2 separate regions of the Homo sapiens genome follow, and region 2 is linked to region 1. The links are chromatin loops, found by intact Hi-C in ENCODE. Cell type or tissue: sigmoid colon. All regions are shown on one strand. Each heading gives the region's core, and the rest is flanking DNA. Links, peaks and the distances in the headings are about the cores only.

Region 1 (2,909 bases), core at 303-2,802:
AGTGGCGCAATCTTGGCTCACTGCAACCTCTGCCTCCTGGGTTCAAGCAATTCCCCTGCCTCAGCCTCCCGAGTAGCTGGGACTACCATGCCCAGCTAATTTTTTTTTTTTTTTTTTTGTATTTTAGTAGAGATGGGGTTTCACCGTGTTGGCTAGGATGGTCTCAATCTCCTGACCTCGTGATCCACCCGCCTCGGCCTCCCAAAGTGCTGGGATTACAGTCAAGTGCTCATTTATAGATGGGGAGACTGAGTTCCTGAGAGTTTGGGGCAGCAGGCAGCGGGGCGGGGGAGGGGGACAAGGCTGGGACGTGAAGTGGGTCTGGAGTAACTCTCAGAATAGGCCGTTTCTGCAATGCAGACGTCTGTGTAATCGTTCATTCATTCAATGAACGTAGTTTGGATCCACACCCTTGCCCATCTCGCGCTGATCTGAAAGGGGACGTTTCTGTTAGGTGTGGTGGCTCACGCCTGTAATCCCAGCACTTTGGGAGGCCAAGGTGGACGGATCACCTGAGGTCAGGAGCTGCAGACCAGTCTGGTCAACATGGTGAAACCCCGTCTCTACTAAAAATACAAAAAAAAATTAGCTAGGCGTGGTGGCGCCTGCCTGTAGTCAGTCCCAGCTACTTGGGAGGCTGAAGCAGGAGAATCACTTGAACCTCAAAGGCAGAGGCTGCAGTGAGCCGAGATCACGCCACTGCACTTCAGCCTGGGTGCAACAGAGTGAGACCCCATCTCAAAATAATAATAATGATGATGATAATAATCATAATGATGAAAGGGGCATTTCAACGTTCACCATTGAGCACTCGGATCCAATTAATTTTTAAGCTCTGGTGCCCCATTTTCTTCCAGCCAACAGCTCAGCTAATTCCAAAGCTATTGATTTGAGCCTTCTCATCCCTCCACTTAATTATGCCGGTGCTGTCTGTATCTTCTCTTGCCCTTTTTTCTCTGCGGCTCCTTCTTTGCCAAGGTCAAGGGTCCAGCGAGCAAGGAGGATCTCGCTCAGCACAGGGAATTGGAGGAAGGACATTCCTGGCCGAGGGCAGGGTGTGTGCAAAGGCTCTGAGATTGGACCTCTTATTGAACTTAATTGTAGCTGTCAGGCTGCCTGGGGCAGAGAAATCGATGAGGGCAAACTTGGCTTATCGCCTATAAAATGAGGATAAAAAATAATGGTTTCTGCCAGGTGCGGTGGCTCAAGTCTGTAATCCCAGCACTTTGGGAGGCCAAGGCGGGCAGATCACCTGAGGTCAGGAGTTCAAAACCAGCCTGGCCAACATGGTGAAACCCTATCTCTACTAAAAGTTTAAAAATCAGCTGGGCGTGGTGGCGGGCGCCTGTAATCCCAGCTACTCGGGAGGCTGAGGCAGGGGAATCGCTTGAACCCAGGAGCCAGAGGCTGCAGTGAGCCGAGATCGCGCCACTGTACTCCAGCCTGGGCAACAGAGTGAGGCTCTGTCTCAAAAACAACAACAATAACAACGACAACAGATAATAATAATAATAATTAATAATAATGGTTTCCCAGAGAATTAAATGGGACAAAGGCAACATCAATCTTTTGAAAGTTCCAGGCCCTGCCCTGCAGGGATGTAGGGTGGAAATAACACTAGGCTGCAAAATGACTGGATGGGCCTGGAGTGGTTGGATGGGATTGGATGGATCATAAACAAAAGTGATTGGATTGGTCAAGAGGAGGAGACGGAGGCAGGAAATAAAGGCAGACAAAGGAACGTAATAGGTTCAGACCCAATGGAGGCGAGGTTCCGGACTCAGAGAGGGGGCCTCAGCCCAAAGTTCCCAGAGTGGCCAGCTGGGGGCAGCATAAGCCATTAGGCCATCCCAGGGCTGGGAGCAGAGGGGAACCAGGGACCCTCTGTGACCCTCTGACGGAGGTTAACTTATTTGACATGTGCCTGCAGTGTGCCAGACATGGAACAGAACTCTACAAGCACTCATTTAATCCCCATAATAGAGTTTGCAGATGGGGAAACTGAGAACAACAACGTTAAGTTGCTCACCCAACGTCACACATCAGGGGAGTGGCAGAGCTTGGATTTGAATTTAGGAAGCCCAGCTGAGGCCCTTAACCTCTGCACTCTACTGGCTCTCCTTCCCCTAAATCTCCTAAAATGACAGTTTAAAACTTTTTTTAAGGTGGCGCCGGGTGGGGGGTGGGGGGCGGGTGTGGGTAGGGCACGGGCATGGTGGCTCATGCCTGTAATCCCAGCACTTTGGAAGGCCAAGGCGGGCAGATCACTTGAGGTCAGGAGTTCGAGCCCAACATGGCCAACATGGTGAAACCCCGTCTCTACTAAAACTACAAAAATTAGCCGGGTGTGGTGGCGCCTGTAGTCCCAGCTACTCGGGAATCTGAGGCAGGAGAATCACTTGAACCTGGGAGACGGAGGTTGCAGTGAGCCGAGATCACGCCACTGCTCTCCAGCCTGGGGGACAGAGCGAGACTCCGTCCCCCACCAGAAAAAGTCAGGCCAGACGTGGTAGCTCACACTTGTAATCCTAGCACTTTGGGATGCGGAAAGATTGCTTGGGCTCAGGAGTTCAAGACCAGCCTGGGCAACAATAGTGAGACCTCATCTCTACTTTATTTATTTTATTTATTTATTTATTTTCTGAGTCAGAGTCTCGCTCTGTCACCCAGGCTGGAGTGCAATGGCACAACCTTTGGCTCACTGCAACCTCTGCCTCCCAGGTTCAAGTAATTCTCCTGCCTCAGCCTCCCGAGTAGCTGGGATTAAGGCGCCTGCCACTACGCCCAGCTAATTTTTGTATTTTTGGTAGAAATGGGGTTTCACCATATTGGCCAGGCTGGTCTCGAACTCCTGACTTCGTGATCTGCCTGCCTCGGCCTCCCAAAGTGCCGGGATTACAAGCGTGAGC
Region 2 (2,909 bases), core at 124-2,623, 81 kb after region 1:
GCTGGTCTCAAACTCCTGAGCTCAGGCAATCCGCCCGCCTTGGCCTCCCAAAGTGCTAGGATTACAGGCGTGAGCTACCACACCCGGCTTGATTTTTTTTTTTTAATTATTATTTTTTTGAGATGGAGTTTTGCTCTTGTTGCCCAGGCTGGAGTGCAGTGGCGTGATCTCGGCTCACTGCAAGCTCCGCCTTCCGGATTCAAGTGATTCTCTTGCCTCAGCCACCTGAGTAGCTGGGATTACAGGCATGTGCCACCATGCCTGGCTGATTTTTGTATTTTTAGTAGAGATGGGGTTGCACCATGTTGGTCAAGCTGGTCTTAAACTCCTGACCTCAGGTGATCCACCCGTCTCAGCCTCCCAAAGTGCTGGGATTACAAGCATGAGCCACCACACCCAGCCACCTCCTGGGATTTGCTGTGTGGCGTGGGGCAAGTAACTTGCCCTCTCTGACCCTTGTTTTCCATCCCTCCTTTACTGCCCGCACCACAACCACCCAGGTAGGGCTTTGCTGGGCCCAGGGTGGGCCAGGAAATTGCATCTTTAGGAAGGGGTAGATTGAATGCTGGGAGCCCTGGGAGGGCATGTCCCGAGGATTGGGGTGATCAGTCCGGGTCTCTGCAGTGACCCCTCCCAGAGTGACCCTGAGACCAAAGACTTCTGGCTCAACATGGCAGCTCTGACCGAAGCCCTGCAGCGCCAGGCAGAGCAGAACCCCACTGCCTCCTACTACAACGTGGTGCTGCTGCGATACCAGGTGCGCCACCCGCATGGGGCCGGGAGGAGGTGGTGGAGTGGGGGACACGGTGAGCCGGCAGCAGACATGGAGGCGCCTGCGTGTTGGCCAGGCTGGTCTCGAATTCCTGACCTCAAGAGATCCAATCTGTGAGAGCCGATGAGCTGGAGGGAGTAGGCAGTGTGGGTCGGGAATGAACGGTGGAGGAGTAGGCAGTGTGGAAGAGCGTGCATCCCCTGTTGCAGATAGTATGTTTATGTGAACTAGAAGCAGCCCAGCCCCGGAACCTTACACTTGAACTTCCCTGGGAGACTTTGTTAGAATGAGGCGCTCTCCTGCCCCCTGCTGGAAACCTGGTGTAATACAGCCTCTCATCCATCAAATCTCCCTGTGACTGGACCCCCTTGGGGCGGTGCGTGCATCGCAGGGTCAAGGTGGTTGAATAGCGCATGGTGTGGCAAGACAGGATGGCCCAAGCTGTGTCCTCTCTCTCATTCTCATTCTTCCTAGTTCTCCCGCCCGGGTCCCCAGTCTGTGCCTCTGCAGCTCAGTGCCCACTGGCAGTGTGGAGCCACCCTCACCCAGGTCTCAGTGGAGTACGGCTACCGGCCCGGTGCCACGGCTGTGCCCACACCACTCACGAACGTCCAGATCCTGCTGCCTGTGGGGGAGCCTGTGACCAACGTCCGCTTGCAGCCGGCTGCCACCTGGTGAGGGCTTGCGGGAGGCCAAGGAAAACTCAGCAGTTTCCCCCATAACCCCAGACCTTCTCCCTGATGCATTGATTAAAGGGTGCACCCTCGGCCTGACCGTTAACTGTGAGCCCACCCTGCTTAGCACTAAGGGTGATGTTATGAGTGCCAGGTGCAGTGGCTCATGCCTGTAATTGCAGTGCTTTGGGAGGCTGAGGTGGGAGGATCACTTAAGGCCAGGAGTTTGAGACCAGCCTGGGCAATATGGTGAGATCTCATCTCTACAAAAAATATTTTGTTTATTTATTTATTTATTTAATTTATTTACTTTGAGATGAAGTCTCGCTCTGTCGTGCAGGTTGGAGTGCAGTGGCACGATCTCAGCTCACTGCAATCTCCGCCTCCCGGGTTCAAGCGATTTTCTCTGCCTCAGCCTCCCGGATAGCTGGGATTACAGGTGCCTGCTACCACACCCAGCTGATTTTTGTGTTTTTTTAGTAGACATGAGGTTTCACCATGTTGGTCAGGCTTGTCTCGAACTGCTGACCTCAGGTGATCCACCCGCCTCGGCCTCCCAAAGGACTGCGATTATAGGCATGAACCACTGCACCCAGCCTTACAAAAAAATATTTTAAAAAGTAGTCAGGCCGGGTGCGGTGGCTCACACCTGCAATCCCAGCACTTTGGGAGGCCGAGATGGGCAGATCACGAGGTCAGGAGATCGAGACCATCCTGGTTAATATGGTGAAACCCCGTCTCTACTAAAAATACAAAAAAAAAATCCGGGCATGGTGGCGGGTGCCTGTAGTCCCAGCTACTTGGGAGGCTGAGGTGGGAGAATGGCGTGAACCCGGGAGGTGGAGGTTGCAGTGAGCTGAGATCATGCCACTGCACTCCAGCCTGGGCAACAGAGTGAGACTCCGTCTCAAAAAAAAAAAAAAATAGTAGTGGTAGTGTGCTCTTGTAGTCCCAGCTACTCGGGAGGCTGAGACAGAAGGATCACTTGAGCCCAGGAGTTGAGGCTTCAAGGAGTTACCCTGGGTGACAACTGTCTCTTAAAAAACAAAAATTTAAAAAAAAAAAAGTCTGTTGTGAAGAAGCCAGACTTATAGGACAGAATGCGTCATCTAAAAGTGCTGCAAGGAAGCCGGGCATGGTGGCTTATGCCTGTAATCCCAACACTTTGGAAGGCCAAGGCAGGTGGATCACCTGAGGTCAGCAGTTTGAGACCAGCCTGGCCAATATGGTGAAACCCCGTCTCTACTAAATTACAAAAATTAGCCAGGCGTGGTGGCGGGCGCCTGTAATCCCAGCTACTCAGGAGGCTGAGGGAGGAGAATCGCTTGAACCCAGGAGGCATAGGCTGCAGTGAGCAGAGATCGCACCAATGCACACCAGCCGGGGCGACAGAGGGAGACACCATCTCAAAAAAACACACAAAAAAACACAAAACAAACACACACACACACACACACACAGAA

Evidence for each region. Hi-C counts contacts between places; a loop is a spot of excess contacts. Peaks named below come from ENCODE experiments on the same cell type or tissue, not always from the same donor. Only the 100,000 strongest peaks of a DNase experiment are listed, where the experiment ranks them.
Region 2: a loop joins it to region 1, with 4 times the contacts of the local background. A loop is called at or near these places in 36 of 110 quality-filtered maps.

The regions. Positions count from the first base shown.
Region 1 is chr19:17,702,238-17,705,146 of GRCh38, forward strand. No RefSeq gene overlaps it. Among named protein-coding and RNA genes, the nearest start is that of UNC13A, 15 kb to the left of the region's middle. In sigmoid colon, for the core only: CTCF peaks have their summits at 1,805 (motif pointing right) and 2,004; a DNase peak (open chromatin) is centred at 1,792.
Region 2 is chr19:17,783,479-17,786,387 of GRCh38, forward strand. FCHO1 (FCH and mu domain containing endocytic adaptor 1) reads left to right here. Exons shown (of 29, transcript NM_015122.3): 25 at 625-757; 26 at 1,247-1,446. Among named protein-coding and RNA genes, the nearest start is that of B3GNT3, 10 kb to the right of the region's middle. In sigmoid colon, for the core only: a CTCF peak has its summit at 1,086 (motif pointing left); a DNase peak (open chromatin) is centred at 1,053; H3K27ac peaks cover 385 bases; H3K27me3 peaks cover 901 bases.